Regions from separate parts of the Homo sapiens genome. Here regions 1, 3 and 4 are each linked to region 2. A link is an interaction called in ENCODE POLR2A ChIA-PET data of the cell type or tissue named here. Cell type or tissue: MCF 10A. All regions are shown on one strand. Region 1 has its middle 40 kb from the start of EPHB3. Region 2 has its middle 60 kb from the start of MAGEF1. Region 3 has its middle 29 kb from the start of MAGEF1. Region 4 overlaps LINC02069 (long intergenic non-protein coding RNA 2069).

Region 1 (4,000 bases), 51 kb before region 2:
CAGAGAGAGTGCATGTGTGTCAGTGTGAGGGTGGATGGGAGGATCTGGTTGGAAGCAGAGCAGGGAGTAATTTTTCCTTGAGTGACAATGCCAAATACCCATAAGGTGAGCGCACGACACCTTCCCCCATTCTAGCTGCACCCCCTCCCAGCACCCAGTCCTCCTAGTCCCAAGCCTGGGCCCTGTTCTGCTACCTGGGTGAACAACCTCTCCCTCGGCCTCCTTACCACCTCTGGACCAGGCCAGCCCAAACTCTGCCCCAGGAAATGGAGGGGACTGTTGGCATTGAGGCCACCATCAGATCACCCCACTTTCGCCCATATCAGCTGGGCCCTCCAGGACAGACTGGGCAGTCCACCGTTGGGGGAAGGCTGAAGATCCACTATGGAATCACAGATGGCGTGTGGGCACGATTGCAAGTGGGGTGCCTTGGCCCCATTCTTTGGGTAATTATTAGTAATAGTAATGTTTAGCCTCTGTAGTCTCAATAATCATCCCATACACACAGTGTCCTTACTGATGTAACTTCTCAAAGCACTGGGTACTTTCCTTCACACTGCTTACCAATTTGTTATTAGACACTTACACACATATTTTCTTGGTTAATTCTGCCCTCTCCCAGGGCTGCAAGCTCGAAAAGGACAGTTGGCTTTCAGCTGTATCCCCAGTGCCTGGCACAGTGTTGACACATAGTACAGGCCCCTGATAAATTGTGTTGAATGCACTTATGGATAAATGAGTGTAATGGAGTCAGCAGGAAGCTAAGAAGAGGTAGACAGGACTACGAAGCGGGAGGAATATGAGGATGAAGCTTCAGGAGTCTGTGGATGGAGCCGGGCTGGTAGGGCATATCCAATAGGGACAGGGAGGAGGGACACTGCACTCTTGGTGGCCCCTGGGAAGCCAGGTATGGTTCTGGCATGAAGGAGCTAAGCTGTAAGGCCCCTTCACCTGCCTGGAGCTGAACCGTGGCCTCCTGCAGGTCAGGAATCAGAGGAAGCCTGTGGATGAAGCCCTCTCTTGTATCTCCAGACTTTTGCAACCCAGAAGAGCCACCACCCCAGGAGACTTTTGCAACCCAGAAGAGCACTTTCTCCCCTCCCACCAATACTCTCAAGAGGGGATTCTGGAAGGACCTCAGTATTTAGGCCATTTTAGCGAGGAGGCCGTGGAGAAGGGACCTGATTACTCAGGTTGCAGAATGGAATGCTCCTCAGCCTGCATCCCCTTTCCCTCCTGTCTCTAGAGTTGTTCAGTGCATGACCCTCTCTCAACCAATCTCTACTCCTTAGCCCAGTGTTCTTGGGATGGTGGAAAGGGAAGGCGTTTTGGAGTCAGAAAGATCTGGGTTCAAAACCAGCTCTTCCACTTTCTACCTGAGAGACCCTGGGCACACTTAGCTTCTCTAAGCCTCAGTTTCCACATCTCTAGAATGGAGAAGATAGTGCCCACTTTGCAGTGTGGCAGCTATCCCAGTGCCCGGCACCACACAGGCACTCACTGATCACCTGACCTCTCATTCCTGCTCTCACCAACTGGCTGTGTGACTTTGGGCAGGACTCATTACCTCTCCCTGTCTCAGCTTCCTCATCTCAAAGACAGGGTTGGATCCCACAGTCTTGAAGGCCCCTTCTAGCTCTGACTTGCTCGGTTCTATTCTGAGCAGGGAGCCCCACCTCTGGGGAGGGGGAATACGAACATTCTTTCAGCACAGATTCAACCCAGGCACATGCTTGCCCAGCCCCATCCCTCACATTTAGCCTGTAGCTATTGCCACATGGGCCGCACCCTTGGCACTGCCCTGCTCCCCCCACCCCCGCCTCACTCGCCAGGGCCACAGGTGGGTGGGTTGTTCTTGTGGAACTGAAGGAGCCTGAGAGGACAGACGAAGAGGGTGGGAGAGAAGAGGAAAGAGTGGAGGGGCTGCGGGGGTAGCCAGGTGGGAAGGGCGGGGCTTTGAGCCTGGTAGAATGCTAGCTCTGTCACTTTCTAGCGGTGTATGTCCTTGGGCAAGCGGCTTTAACCTCTTAGAAACCTGTTTCCTCGTTTATGAGCTAATAATAATAACAATTTTTTAAAAACCCATTAGATCGCAGTGAGGATTAAATGAAAGAATATCTGTCAAGTGCCTGGCACTGTAGCGTTCTGTTCTGGGGTGGGGGGAGGCAGGCACCTACACCCTTCCCTCGACCCGGGTAGGGGGAAGTTCCACGAAGGCCCGTGGGGGCGCCTTGGCCACCTTCCCGCAGGCGAACCCGAGCCAGAGAGGCCCACAGTCCTCGCCGCAGCCGGAGCCACCTCCCGAGGGCTGTCGGTCTGGGGTCCTTGGCCCGGGAGCCCCAGCCCGCAGAGCAAGGGGAAGGCTGCGGCCCGAGCCGGCCCCCGACCCACCCGCCCCGCCTCGGCCTCGTACAAGCACCTTTGATCTGCAACCTTCAGGGGGATTAAGAGCCTGAGAGCCCCCCTCCCCGGGGTACCCCGCTCCCCAACGCCCTCCCTCCGGGCTGACCTCCCAGTCTGCCGCCCGGGCCGGGGGCCGGCTCCGCCGCCGGTGGTCCCCGCCGCTCCTGGCGGCCGCACCTCCGGGCAGGCCACTTGGATTACAGGGGCAGCAGCCGCGGCTGGCGGCTTCGGGGAGCCCCGGGGCTGGGGCCCGCGGGCGGGGCGGGAGGGGAGGCTGGGGGCGGCGGGCCCCTCCTGGCCATTTTGGCCGGGGAATCTGTGTAAAGTGTTTAAAAAGAAAAACTCTCCGGAGGAGGACGTAACCTTTTCTTAACATCTGGGGCTCAATTAGCTAATGACAGCAAAGCCTTCTCCGGTGTCGCTGACCCCTGGGCGGCAGCCCAGCTCCCCCACCCCCGGTATTTATACAGCTGCGGCCCCTCGCTGGGACGGGGGGCAGGGGGCTTGACTGGGTTATCTCTGCGGAGATCCGCCGCCCACCCCAAAAAGGAGAAAGAAAAGGCTTAGCACACGGTCCCACCCACCGCCCCTCGATCCTCCTTGTTGCCCCTCGGTCCTCCTCGTCGCCCCTCACTCTTTCCCTCTCTCCAGCTCTTGGCGCTGCCTCTGCTTTCCTGCCCCTGGGCTTCTCTCCTCTCCCTCTCCCCCATTTTCTACTCTTCCTCCTTTCTGCTCCTCTCCACTTCTCTTTTTTACCTCTCCCTCTCCCCTTTCTCCCGTTTCTTCTTCATCTCTGTTTTGTCTCTTGTTCCTGCCCAGCTTTCTCACTCCTCCCTCTCTCTCCCCCTGCTCTCCTCCCCTTCTTGCCCACCACCCCCTTGCCTGCCTGTCTCTCTTTTCGCCCCTCTTTCTCTGTCTTTTCTCTCTCCCTGGCGGCCTCCCCTCTCTTTCTGACTCTCTGAATAGCTCCCTTGTTCCCTCTCTGTGTTCCTGTCTATCCCTCTCATTCTAGTGCTTCCTCCCCACCTTTGTCTCTCCCTGTCTCAACCTCTGAATGCCTGTCTGTCCTCCCAGAGGTGTGTCCTACCCTGGCTGCCAGGCAAATACCCCCAGGGGAGCAGACCTATTGCTGGGCCACCTCCGGACCAAGCATCCTTTCCCGCTGAGTTGGGCAGGCCTGTGGCTGGGCACTGCAGGGCTGACTCCGGATCCTGGGTGTGGGAGGTGTGGGAGAGCTGTGTTTAAGGCTCTCCATGGCTAGAGCCAGAGGAGATCCCCAGGGGCTTCCCTAGAACCCTCCACTCCAGCTGGTGGAACCTCGCCTTCCCTGGAGGCTCCTTCCCTGCCACTCCACCCATCCCCAACTCCCCCAACACCCCGTGCCTGGTATTTTGAAGCCCGGCACAAGTGCAGAGACACACTTTCCTCTTTATCCTCCCTGAGCGCAGTTAGAACAGGCTGGAGTCCCTTAAAAAAATTCACCAATATTAAGAAAAAAGTGATAAGCTCAGAAACTATAAATAGCACAAAATAGTCATGTCCAAGGGCAGCGCAGAGCAGCAAAGAGCACACAGTTTGGAATGAAAGGAGCTGGATT
Region 2 (4,000 bases):
ATGACATGAAGAGAGCCATGGGGAGGAGGCACAGGAAGTGGTGGGTGCTGGGGCGCAATATGAACATTCAGCACCAAACAAGGGACAAAAGGTTCCTGGCCACCCTTGCGGTCAGAGTTCCACTGTGTGACCTGTTGTCACAGGTGCCACCTGCAAGGGCCAGGTAAAGCCCTCATGGAGTTGGGCAGAGGCACAGACCGATGGTAATAATTTAATAATAAATCACTATTAATTATTTTAATTATTAAACAAAATATATTACTATTTGGTTAACTATTAAACTACTAATGATGATACTTATGAATTAATGGCTTGGGATGATCGTGACGGTCACCGCAATAATGCTATACTGAAGGAATTTTTTGTGTGCCAATAGACTAATTAGAAAACATTTGAGGTATATAATTGTGATTGCAGGACTGATGTGTAGTGGAAAACAAAAAATAAGCATGCAGGTGTCAAAATGCCAACTGTTAGCCTTGACCTCCATGCTTGGCTGAAGGGCTCTCTGTCATAAAGTGGCTTTGTGCAGCAATGACCCAGCCTCCAGAGCCCTCACAGCTGAGGGCCATAGACAGTGTGGACCTGCAGGAGGGAGCCTTGAGAGGGACGCTGAGAGAGGTTGGATGTAGCACCTCCGGGGAGCAAGGCCAGAGGGACAAACCAGCAGAGGGTGACGCGATGAGGGACGGGGGTCAGAAGCACGCAGAGTTGGCAGCAGAAAAGCCCTCATGAGCCGCTGCCAATTGCAAAGCCAGGCATTGCAGTATAACCACCATGTATTGAAGAGATAGAAATAGGGTCTCTAGGTCCCTGGCAACATGGGCAGATGAAGAAAACAAACTGACAACATGGAGAGGCGATTGAGTCCAGGTCAGAACGCAGGCTCACCCACCCCTGCCTGGAGGAGCAGGGATGGGCCATGAGAACCAGAAAGACAACCATGCTGCACATCTGTAATTAAGCAAAATGCTTACTTTAGTCGTTTGATAAAGTTGTAGTTGATTTTTTCTGTGATTTGGCTATTTACCAGGAATTTAGTAATTTCTTTGTTGTAAAGATGACCCTGAAGAACCTCAAGCAGGATGGATCTGCCTAAACTTCCAAGTGTCCAGGCAGAACCATTCATGGTGGAGTCCAGAAAGGACTCCTGTCCAGCTGATCCTGACCACCCTTGCTGCATTCAGAATTCCCCATAGTGATGAGCAGCCCACTTTATAAAGACTAGGAATAAGCCCTGCTGTCTCCCGTATTGGGCAGAGAAGCAGGGCCACCTTACAGAATTGGATCAGCTGCTCCAGCCAAGAAAGAGCTCACCACATCTGTCCCTGAGCCAAGAGATCAGTCTGAAGCAGTGGCCTCCACACTCCCACACTGGAGGAGGCTTCCTGACGGAGGCTGGTGGCCTTCAGGAGTTGTTTGAATCCGCTTTAAATTCTGCAAAGATCCAGTTTGTCCAGGCCCTTAACCACAATGGCAGTCACCTTGAATGTAAGGGAAGCTGCAGTTAGACTGGATTGGAAGTAAAAGAGCATTTTCAAATACTCAGGCATTTCCTTATGGGAAAGGGGTTGCGGGGAGGGGTTCACACTGTTCTTGGCTTGAATACCCAGAAACCTCATGGAAGGCCTAACACCGTCTTTTTGCAAAATTGTGCTGACCATATAGTGTTGGGAAGAAGTTTAATACATTAAAGAGCTAGCTAGTCTGTGTTATAAAATAGGAAAATTCCAGCAACCCCAAACTCTCACAATGTCCATGTTCCAGCTCCCACAAAGCCTGAGCGTGGCACCCTCCTAGTAGGCAGCCTGCTGTGGGGATGGGCACACAGTAGGTCTCACAAGCAGCTGTACCTTTGCCTCTCCCTCCTGCTGTGGGCCAAAACCACTTAAGATTATTATAACAGGTCGAGTCTCGCTTGTAGATTTGTTTAACCTTACACCATGTTGGATATGAATTCCTCACTAAAAATAACGGTCACCCATTTTCCCCTGCCTTGAAACAACAGGCACTTCATTCACCGCAGCTGGCAGTGCCCAGCAGACTGGCTAACTGGCTCTCATGAGCTGAAACGTGCTGCGGCTTGTTCCTGCTCCATCTCTCCTCCTTCTCAGCTTTTCTACAAGCCACATGCAAAAATCTGGCCCATTACTCCATTATCATATTTCGTATGAAATTAGGTATTGCAAGTCTCATGTCATTCAATTAGCTTGGCACAGGCTGAGGGCATGACTCAGAGACACTCCCAGTTTCACCTCTTCCCAGTCATGGGCTCCTCCTTTATCCTGACCCCGGGGAGACCCTGTTGTGCCAAGACAACCTTCTTCCTCCTGAGGCTTAGGTCAAAGGACACTCTTGGGACCCTTTGTTCCAGAACGAAGGACCTTTTCTGATCAGTCTCAGTTCCACTCCCTTGAACCCCGACTCTCTATGTCTCCCACAAGCACCCAGATGAATGCCCTCCACTTGCCTCCCTTATGGTGAGGCCCACAGCCCTGCAAACCAGCCCTGTGCCTACCCTGGCCCTGGCCACTTTCTCCTTCTTCTCCCTGTCACCAGACTAATGGTTTCTCTAAAAAGCCTCAGCCCTCCAGGCTGCAGTGTCAGCAGCTCTGGGTGGCCCAGGACATACTTCCTCCAGGTACACACAAGCATGCTGAAAATCCTGGTTCCACCCACACATCCTGGGCTGGTAGCCTCCCCCGTTTTGCAGCCTTCACATTCTCAACGCCCACATGTACATTTCATCACAGTCAACTCCAGGCTCTCTGCAATCCCGCCATCAATCCGCGGTGATGTTTTTGGCTATACCTCCTGCCCCTGGAAATGATTTCCCGTCACTCCTGAGGCAGATACCCATGTGCCTCCTTCTCTTCCCTGTACACTTTGCCTTCTGTGCATGACTGCCCTTAGAAGGGCCAGAAAATGCATTTAGGGTTCATTTGCTCTTTCAGTAAAGTTGTCTGAGTACCTACTATGCATAAGACCAGATTCCTTACCTTCAGGAACTAGATAACCTAGGAGGAGAGGTGAGGAAAAAAAAAACACAACTCATAAAAAGATCAGCAAAAGTGCCTCTTATGAGAGAAGGAGAGGAAGACAGGATACTGATGAGTCTTAATCTGCATAGTCACTCTGGGTCATCATGTCTGACCACCAAGGACCAGTGGGAAACAGTGTAAAGGACTTTGGGTAGGATGATCGGGGCCCAGGAGACTTAATGAAGACTCTCAAAGGCGAGATAAAGATGAATCAGCTGTGGCTCTGATCTGTGGCCCCAGAACTCACCTTCAGCTAGAATTAAGTGAAAGAACATTGAAAGATCCAGGTTTCCTTTCCTACTGATGAGCGAAATCAGATTCCTGAGAAAGGCCTCCTCTAATTTTGAGGTTCCCTTTGGCAGTGAGCCCTCTTAATTGCTCTAGAATTCACATGATAATTTAAAGCAAAAAATATAACATTGTCTTATGGGTTTTATAATGTATGTAGATGTAATACATATGATAACTATAGCATAAAGGATGGGGGTAGCGGGCAATGGTTTCTACATTTTACTTGAAATAGTAACTAAGTGGACTGTGAAAATTTAACGATATGTTGTAATCCCTGGGGCAACCATTTCAAAATTAATATAAAGAGGTATAATTACAAATCCAATAGATAGATTTAAATGGCATTCAGGCTGGGCGCAGTGGCTCATGCCTGTAATCCTAGCACTTTAGGGGGCCGAGGTGAGTGGATCACCTGAGGTCAGCAGTTCAAGACCAGCCTGCTAAACATGGTGAAACCCCATCTGTACTAAAAATACAAAAATTAGCTGGGCCTGGTGGTGTGCGCCTGTAATTCCAGCTCCTCAGGAGGCTGAGGCAGGAGAATTGCTTGAACATGGGAGAGCCGAGAGATTGCGCCATTTCACTCCAGCCTGGGCAACAAGACTGAGACTCCATCTCAAAAAAAAAAAAATGAAAAAAATAAAATAAAATAAAAAATAAATGGCATT
Region 3 (4,000 bases), 89 kb after region 2:
GGAGAAAGAAAGCATGTTCTAACAGGAAGGTTAAAGCACCCTGGGATGTGAGTTGGGGTGGAGAAGTGAAGAGGGCAGTTCTCACAGGGGCAGAGCTTGGTTTGGGGTAGGCTAGGAGCTGGGACCAGAAGAGGGACAGGGAAGGGTTTATTGTGGGTCCACGGCCCAGCTCCACTGCATGGGCCATCTGACAGCGCCTGACCGAGCAGAATGCCAGGGTGTAAAGACCCCACTAATACCCAGTCAATGAGAGGAACGCCAGAGGAGCACCCAGAATGTTCTTGTGCAGAGGCAAAGAGCAGGAGTTTGTGACCACAGCTGGCAGTCCATGTCATCCTCACTGAACGACCTCTTAGCATTCCAGGTGGACAAACATATTCACAGGTGCCCAGACAAATGAGGTCTGCGGGAGAGAGACAGGCTACATCAGAGGTAGACTATGTATTTACATAAAGTAGGAATAAGAGTCTCAGAAGCCTTCCAAAGCAGATGTCTGCTTAAACCTCTTGAGCGGTGCCCTCCTTAGCCTGGAAGGAAGGCCTTGCTCAGGTAGTCTCAACCCGCATCTGTGGTGTGATTTAACACCTTCCCCTTCATTCCACCACACTCTATCTCAAACTATCTGTTGTTCTCAAACACACAGAACACTTTCACTCCACCAGCTCTTCCACATGTGATTATCTTTGCATGTACTTCATCTTTCTCATCTACAGCCCCACCTGGCAAACTCCTACTCAGCCTTCAAAACCCTGCCTAAATGTCACTGAATCTGGAAGCCTTCTTCATCTTCTCAGTACACATTTGTCTGTATTCCTGATCCTTTGTCTATAACTCTGGTAAATCATTGATCCTAGTGCACTGTCAAGAACTTGTCCTATTTTATCTGTAGATTCCCAGAGCCCAATCAAGATCCTCACATGTAGAAAGTAGTAGATCAATTAAATAAAGCAAGCACAGCCAGAATGGCTGGGAATTTGAGAGCATGTGCCCCAGAATGATTGTACCTCAGACCTGGAAGAAAATGTGGAGTTGATCTAAGTAAACCTGATGTTTGAACGCCTCATCTGCATTCACAGCCTGAGGTAATATACATAAACCACCTAATCTAGTAACTGGCAGGTATTAGTCAGTGAATGGTGGCTGATATTTTTGTTTTTGTTGTCATTTCTTCGGGAATCAAAATAGACATAGAAGAATTCGCAGAAAGAGCAACAGATCTGCAGTTGGGGCTGTGGCTCTGCCTCTGAGACTCTCCCTTTATGACTTTGAACAAGTCATTTCACCCTCATGAGGCCTCGATTTCCTCATCAATAGTTTGGGATACAACTAGGTGTCCTGTAATTGGTGCCTTTCAGCTCTAATCAAAACAAAAACAAGACCCAAGCAAACATCATCACTGACAGATCTGAGGGAATCCAGCTCAGATCTTCCTGGTGTCATCTCTGATCAGAAATCAGGGAACCAACCCTGACCTTAATGGCCCTTCTAGGGGTGTGCTCTTCCCCTGGGCAGAGCCAATCCCCAGGGAAGCAGAAACTCCTACTTGCCAAACTCCTGGCCAGTCACACCCGCTTTGCCATCCTGGAGAAGGAGGGACTGTTGTGGAGCTTGTGGCAAAATCCCTCTTCCTCCCCCAAACACAGCTATGATTAGCTGTGTCCTCACCACGAAACTGCAGGGGTGTGTGCGGGTGAGTCATAGCTGTTCAAATCACATTTATAGAGAGCTCGCATGGCAGGGGGCTTGGTGGCTGTCAGAGGCACCCCAGTTCCCTTTCTCTACCCCCAACAATTGCTGAGATTTTAGGACCCAGGCATTTGGGTTACAGAGTTTCAGAATCATCTGCTGATGCCACCGGCTTCTTATGCCAGGCCCCAGCCACCCAGAGCGGCTCCCCTGGAGGAGGAGGGGGCTTGGTCCTCATCCCATTGCCCATCCCATCCCACCTGGGAGAGCTGTCCCAGGGTCAGCCCCAGGCCTGAATTGTCACTGTCTCTCACCACCCTCTCCCTGGGGCCTGCCATTCCCAGGACCACTCCGAAGGAATCAGGTACTCTCTCCAGGTGCGAACCCCACAACCTCCAGGAGCCCCAGCTCCTGCCACTCCATGCCCTAGGCTCACTCGTAGCTGTTGGCACAGGTGTCCCAGCCTCTCTGAGCTGTGCACTGTGGTCTCAAATGCCCCCTCCCACTCCCTTTCCACCCAGCCATGGGGACCCTGACAGCTCCCATCGGGAGCTGAGAAAGAAGCAGAGGCCTCTTTGGTGGAGGAATCCCGGCAGGCCGGCAAGTCCCAACAGGCCGATGTTGGGCTGCTGCAGGCAGACAGTGAGTCACCTGGGTCCCCGCTGCTTACAGGACAGAGCCAGAATAATGACAATAATAATAGAGGTCCACGGTGCTGTTATTAACGCCCACCTTTCCTCCCAGGACCATGTCTCCTTTATCCATCTGACAGCCCTTGGGGCAGGGAGGGGCCGAGGGCCCAAGAGATTTTGTTGCCCTGTCTTAAATAGGGGGGAAACTGAGGCTAAAGTTGTTTCCCACTGAACTGCTAGTCCTGAGAATAGGACTCTGCCTCCTAATGTCCCCGATGCCAGGAAAGTTCTGCAGCCCCACAGTTAGTGGTCTCCTCACTGACAAAGCTCTAGGCTCAGGGAGCAAAGAGCCCACATTTCTGGATTTCTCACACTCTGTCCTCTAACCCTTACTTACAACAACAGCTCTAGGGACTAGTTATGATTATTATCCTCATTTGATGGATGAGGAACTTGAAGTTCAGAGAGGCTAGGTAAATTCCCAAGGTCATGCAGCAAAGGAGAAGCAGACCCAAGACGTGAAGCCAGGTTGGTTTGACTGTGCTCTCTCACTCAGGGTCCTGTAATCCAGGATCTAGAGTTTCCAAGTGTGGCTTCCTAGGCCTTTTGGGCCTGCTCTTCTTCCATTGCCTTCCCCACCTGGGCTCCCTCTATCTCAAGATTAGGGTTCCTCCCAGGGCCCCCTGGAGGCCAGCTTTCATTTTCATCTTGAGCAGCCGTGGAAAATTAAGGACTCAACCACTTTAATTTTGGGGTCTTAGTAATTATCTGACACCACCCACTCAACTCTACCCACTAGTTATTACAATAATAACAATAATAATTTAGAGAAGCGATGGCAATGATCACAGCGTTTACAGAATCCGGGACTGGGCGGAGATAGATATAGCCTCACACTTCCTTTTTCTATCAGTGTGGTACTAGTTTTGGGAGTAAGGACTGTTGGAGTCTAGTCAGTTCTGGCAAGGATGCCATATATCACATGACTGAATGTGCCCCTAAATGCCTGTGTACCTTCATTTCCCCCTCTGTAAAATGTGGGAAAAAGTCTTGCAAGACGATGTGCTTTCAGCTTCCTGAAATAAAGTCATGATAAGCAACCTTTTCTTTTTCGCCACCCTATAGTCACTATTTACAATGACCCAGGAGTCTGATGCCTAAATGATACATTATCTTCATGCTCCAGTCTCCCACTGTCTGACTGCCCGGCTCTTCTTTGACGAGAGATCTCACCGATTGCGGCCCTTGGCCTTAGGAAGGGTGATGGGCTGGGCTGGAGGCCTGGGCTGAGCTCTTGGGTGCAGGGGGAGCCTCAGCTTTTCCAGCCCTCATCCTCAACGGCTGCCTCTGCCAAGGCCCTGGAGCTACAGAAAGCAAGACCAGTGCCTGAGTGCAATAAATGCTTTTATTAGTCCTTTTATTAATGACGGTTGGTATTTGTTGAGAAGCTGGGACAATAGTTATTCCAGTAAGAGGATATTAAGCTCCCTCAAACAGGCCCTGTATATCTAACAGGCTCTGGCCCCCAGCCTCCCCTGACGCAGCTCTGTTACACTGCAGCACACCCCTGGCCTCCCAGCAACTCCAAGAAGGGAGAGGAGGGATGGGGGAGGTAGGGATAATCTGGTGTCATTAAACACACAGGCCTTTGTGGAGGTTACCGTACACCAACAGCAGGAAGC
Region 4 (4,000 bases), 110 kb after region 2:
TGGAACTTTGGGTCTGGCTTCCTGGGATTCCCCCAACATCTCCCCTAACCACTCCAGAGCAGCCTCCAGTCGCCACCACCACCACCACCCTCAAGCCAGAAGTCATTTTTTTTTTTTTTTGAGACGGAGTCTCACTCTGTTGCCCAGGCTGGATTGCAATGGCGCGATCTTGGCTCACTGCAACCTCTGCCTCTCGGGTTCAAGGAATTCTCCTGCTTCAGCTTGCCGAGTAGCTGGGATCATAGGTGCCTGCCACCACGCCTGGCTAATTTTTTGTATTTTTAGTAGAGACAGGGTTTCACCATGTTGGCCAGGCTGGTCTCGAACCCCTGACCTCAGGTGATCTACCTGCCTTGGCCTCCCAAAGTTCTGGAATTACAGGTGTGAGCCACCGCGCCTGACCCAGAAATCATCTTAAAACATTCCCTCAACAACCCTTTACCTTGATACAACACCTCATAGTCACCAAAGCATTCTTACATCCTCAGCCCATGGGTTCCTCCTCCCCACATCAGCCCTGGAAGGCAGGCAGCTCAGAGATTATTAAACCATTTTACAGATGAGGAAAATGAGACAAGCTTAGTGATGTTTGCAAGCCACATGGTTGGTGAGTCACGTTGGCTGCACTGTTAGATTTCAAGGCAGTGAGACCAGAAGGTAGCCTCGTATGGGGAGGGGTGGGATCTGGGTTGAGGCAGCCAAGGATTTGCATGAATTGGATGAGAGATCCCAGCTCCTCTGTGTCCAGAAAGTTTCACCTTGAGTCACCTGCCTTTCCCTCCCCGGGACACCGCACCTTCCCAACAGAGCAGTGTTGAGTCAGCTCCCCTTTTTCTGCCTCTCCGAGGTACTCTCAGCCATGCCCTCCTTCTGGCTTTCGTAGGATCTGACTCAAGATCCACTTTAGGCAGGCAGTATCTGTGGAACCTTCTCGTGTAGGGCCCACCTGTAAACAAGAGGAGGTGTTTGGAAATTATTCATGAAAGAAGAACACCATGAACAGCATTTGACCTCTTCAGAGAAAAGAGATATGCAAGTTTATAGCGGTAGTGGCGATAGTAATATCCAATGACATAACAACTTCAACAATTACACTTGCATTTCTTCCAAAGAGCTTTAAGCATTTTCGAGTTTATTGGGCTATTTGATCTCATAAAAGTCCCACAAATGGGTAGTGCTGGTTATTATTATCATTTTATAGATGAGAAAACTGAGGCCCGGAAATATGTCAGTGATTGCCCAAGACCTCGCAGCGAGGGAGGAGGGAGGTAGGGCTGAGTCTGTTTCTTCACGTCTCCAGGTGTTTCGTGTGTGGGACTCCCTCTTGGTGTCTGAATTCCTGTGAAGTAAGGTGTGGACAGAGGAGGTGGCTGGTGGCAGGCTCAGAGGATTTTTCTGCACATGGTCACTGAGAGACAGTGAGTCAGGCACCCTTATTTTGAGTTCGGTTTCCTCTTTCACTTCCCCAAACAATTTCTGGAGATGGAGTTCACTTGGCACCCGTTCTCAGATGATGAGCTGGGGGTATGTGCACAGCTGCCCCTGAAGGTTTTCGTGGTAGTGGTGATCTGGAAGGGGTGGATGCTCACATTCTTATCCTGAGACTCCTCCTGTTCTCCTGGTCTACCAATCCCCTCTCCAGGAGGGGGGTCCTTGCTAGCTCTGTCTGTTACCACGGCCTCCTCACTGTTTTTCTGACCTCAGTATCTTTCCTTTTTTTTTTTTTTTTTTTTTTTTTTTGAGATGGAGTCTTGCTCTGTCTCCCAGGATGGAGTGCAGCACCGTGATCTCGGCTCACTAGAACTTCTGCCTCCTGGGTTCAAGCGATTCTCCTAGCTCAGCCTCCCGAATAGCTGGGACTACAGGTGTGTGCCACCACTCTCAGTTACCTTTTCTATTTTTAGTAGAGACAAGGTTTTGTCATGTTGGCCAGGCTGGTCTCGAACTCCTCACCTCATATGATCCACCCACCTTGGCCTCCCAAAGTGCTGGGATTACAGGCATGAGGCACCGCGTCTGGCCTGACCTCAGTATCTTTTTCATTCAATCATCTCCATGACTGACCTTCCAAAAGCTCTCCCTCCACCTCTCAGAAATTGTCAGTAGAATCTCATTACTTCTGGCCTCAGCTTGGCACTCAAGGCCCCACCCAGTCAAGTCACAAACTACCTTCCCACCCTTGGCTCCTCCCTCTCATCCTCCTCTTGAAGCTTTATCTTCAGTTAGACTGGAGGATTTGCCTAGACATGCTTTGTGTTTTCCCAACTCCACAGTTCCCTTGGCTTGGAAAGCCACTCCCACCCCTCTGCCTGCTGGATTTCTATGCAGCCTTCAAAGCCCATGACAAATGTCACCTCTCTCATGAAGCCCTCCTTGATTCCATCATTGGAAAATGAGCTTCTCCCTCCTGGGATGTCTCACAGCACCTGGCATACAGGTCTCCACACAAGCAGTTCTCTGTGTGTTGTGGCAGTGGTGTCAAGATTTGGATGTTTGTGAAACTACAAAGACTGCAGGATTCGGCAATACCACTTGTGGGCATGTGTGTGCGTGTGTGTGTCTGTACGTGTGTGTGTGTGTGCGTGTGTGTGTGTTGGTATGAGGAGTGAGCACAGCTACATAAACAATTGTATGTCAGAAAGGGATGAGACACTTACTAGGTTTAGAGTGTGTCAATCACTTCAGTTCTGCCAATGAACAGAGAGCCAGATGTCTCTCTCCAAGGATAGAGAACACTCACAATAAAGACTATAAACACACTTGGGGGAAGAAAGAATGGAGAGAGGGAGGAAATGAACAAGTATGTATGGCTCATTTACTATAGTCCAGGCGCTGCGTTGGAGAGGAAATTTCATGTGAGCAGTGTGCTCACTTAACCCTCACCGTAGCCGAGAGGTAGGAATCTGCCCCTGTTTTGTGGTTGAGTACTGCTTTGGGCCAGGTTCTCAAAACGCAGGCTCTGGGTGTGCGGGGTAACTGGGAGCACTCATGGGCTGTCGGCATGCAGGGTAACTGGGAGCACTCACGGAGCAGCCCCGCTGGGGAGTCATGAAGGCAGGCTGGCACAGGAAAGGCTGAACGGCAGCGAGGCTGGTGTGCTGAAGCTTGGGTGGCCCTTTTAAGATGTGCCCCCATTGAGGCGATGGGATCCTTGTGCCCTCTGGGAGGGGGAAACCCAGGCAAGACGGCTCCCTTCAGCCAAGGGTGGTTCCTGGGGGGGACAGCACCCACTACACGTACACTGTGGATTAGAGAAACGCGTGCCCCCGCCACATGCAGACTGTCAGCAAGTGGAAGGGGCAGGGATGGAACTCCCTTCCACTAAGGGGGCTTCACCAGATTCTCCTGTTTCAAGGAGAAATAGAGTTTGGAAACCTCTCATTTTATAAACGAGGACACTGAGGCACAAAGCAGGGTGGTTGGTGCCTTGCCTAAAGTCATACAGATTTCATGTAACAAATTGTGCTGGTTAGGTAGGGGAGGATGCAGAGCTCACAGCACAGGTGAATACCTCCATCGCAAAGGCTGAACCAAATGCCCCGTTAAATCAGGAGACCTGCCTCTTTCAGCTTTGTTTTCTGAAGAAATCCCTTCCCAGGGGTTGAAGCCCTCAGGCTGTGTCCCGAGGCCTGGTGTGGCCTTCAGTCCATCTCCAGAAGACAGCATAGGCCAGGCGCGGTGTTTCACGCCTGTAAGCCCAACACTTTGGGAGGCTGAGGAGGATCACCTGAGATCAGGAGTTCGAGACCAGCCTGGCCAACATGGTGAATCCCCGTCTGTGCTAAAAATACAAAAATTAGCTGGGCGTGTTGGCGGGTGCCTGTAATCCCAGCTATTTGGGAGGCTGAGGCAGGAGAATCGCTTGAACTCGGGAAGCGTGGGTTACAGTGAGCTAAGATCACACCACTGCACTCCAGCCTGGGCGACAAGAGCAAAACTCCATCTCAAAAAAAAAAGAAGAAGAAGAAGAAGTCAGCCTGGTCACTCTTTGCCCATTGTG

Evidence for each region. ChIA-PET counts read pairs that join two places held together with the same protein. Peaks named below come from ENCODE experiments on the same cell type or tissue, not always from the same donor. Only the 100,000 strongest peaks of a DNase experiment are listed, where the experiment ranks them.
Region 1: POLR2A ChIA-PET joins it to region 2 with 18 read pairs; 7 of 35 experiments call an interaction of 5 or more read pairs at or near these places.
Region 3: POLR2A ChIA-PET joins it to region 2 with 12 read pairs; 2 of 35 experiments call an interaction of 5 or more read pairs at or near these places.
Region 4: POLR2A ChIA-PET joins it to region 2 with 30 read pairs; 4 of 35 experiments call an interaction of 5 or more read pairs at or near these places.

The regions. Positions count from the first base shown.
Region 1 is chr3:184,599,402-184,603,401 of GRCh38, forward strand. No RefSeq gene overlaps it. Among named protein-coding and RNA genes, the nearest start is that of EPHB3, 40 kb to the left of the region's middle. In MCF 10A, no CTCF peak of the experiment used is centred here; a DNase peak (open chromatin) is centred at 1,700.
Region 2 is chr3:184,649,970-184,653,969 of GRCh38, forward strand. No RefSeq gene overlaps it. Among named protein-coding and RNA genes, the nearest start is that of MAGEF1, 60 kb to the right of the region's middle. In MCF 10A, no CTCF peak of the experiment used is centred here; DNase peaks (open chromatin) are centred at 2,172 and 2,722.
Region 3 is chr3:184,739,044-184,743,043 of GRCh38, forward strand. No RefSeq gene overlaps it. Among named protein-coding and RNA genes, the nearest start is that of MAGEF1, 29 kb to the left of the region's middle. RefSeq lists an enhancer at 1,603-2,121. In MCF 10A, no CTCF peak of the experiment used is centred here; DNase peaks (open chromatin) are centred at 1,618 and 2,288.
Region 4 is chr3:184,764,524-184,768,523 of GRCh38, forward strand. LINC02069 (long intergenic non-protein coding RNA 2069) reads right to left here. Exons shown (of 3, transcript NR_110043.1): 2 at 797-946. Among named protein-coding and RNA genes, the nearest start is that of LINC02069, 6.6 kb to the right of the region's middle. In MCF 10A, no CTCF peak of the experiment used is centred here; DNase peaks (open chromatin) are centred at 738, 1,328 and 2,218.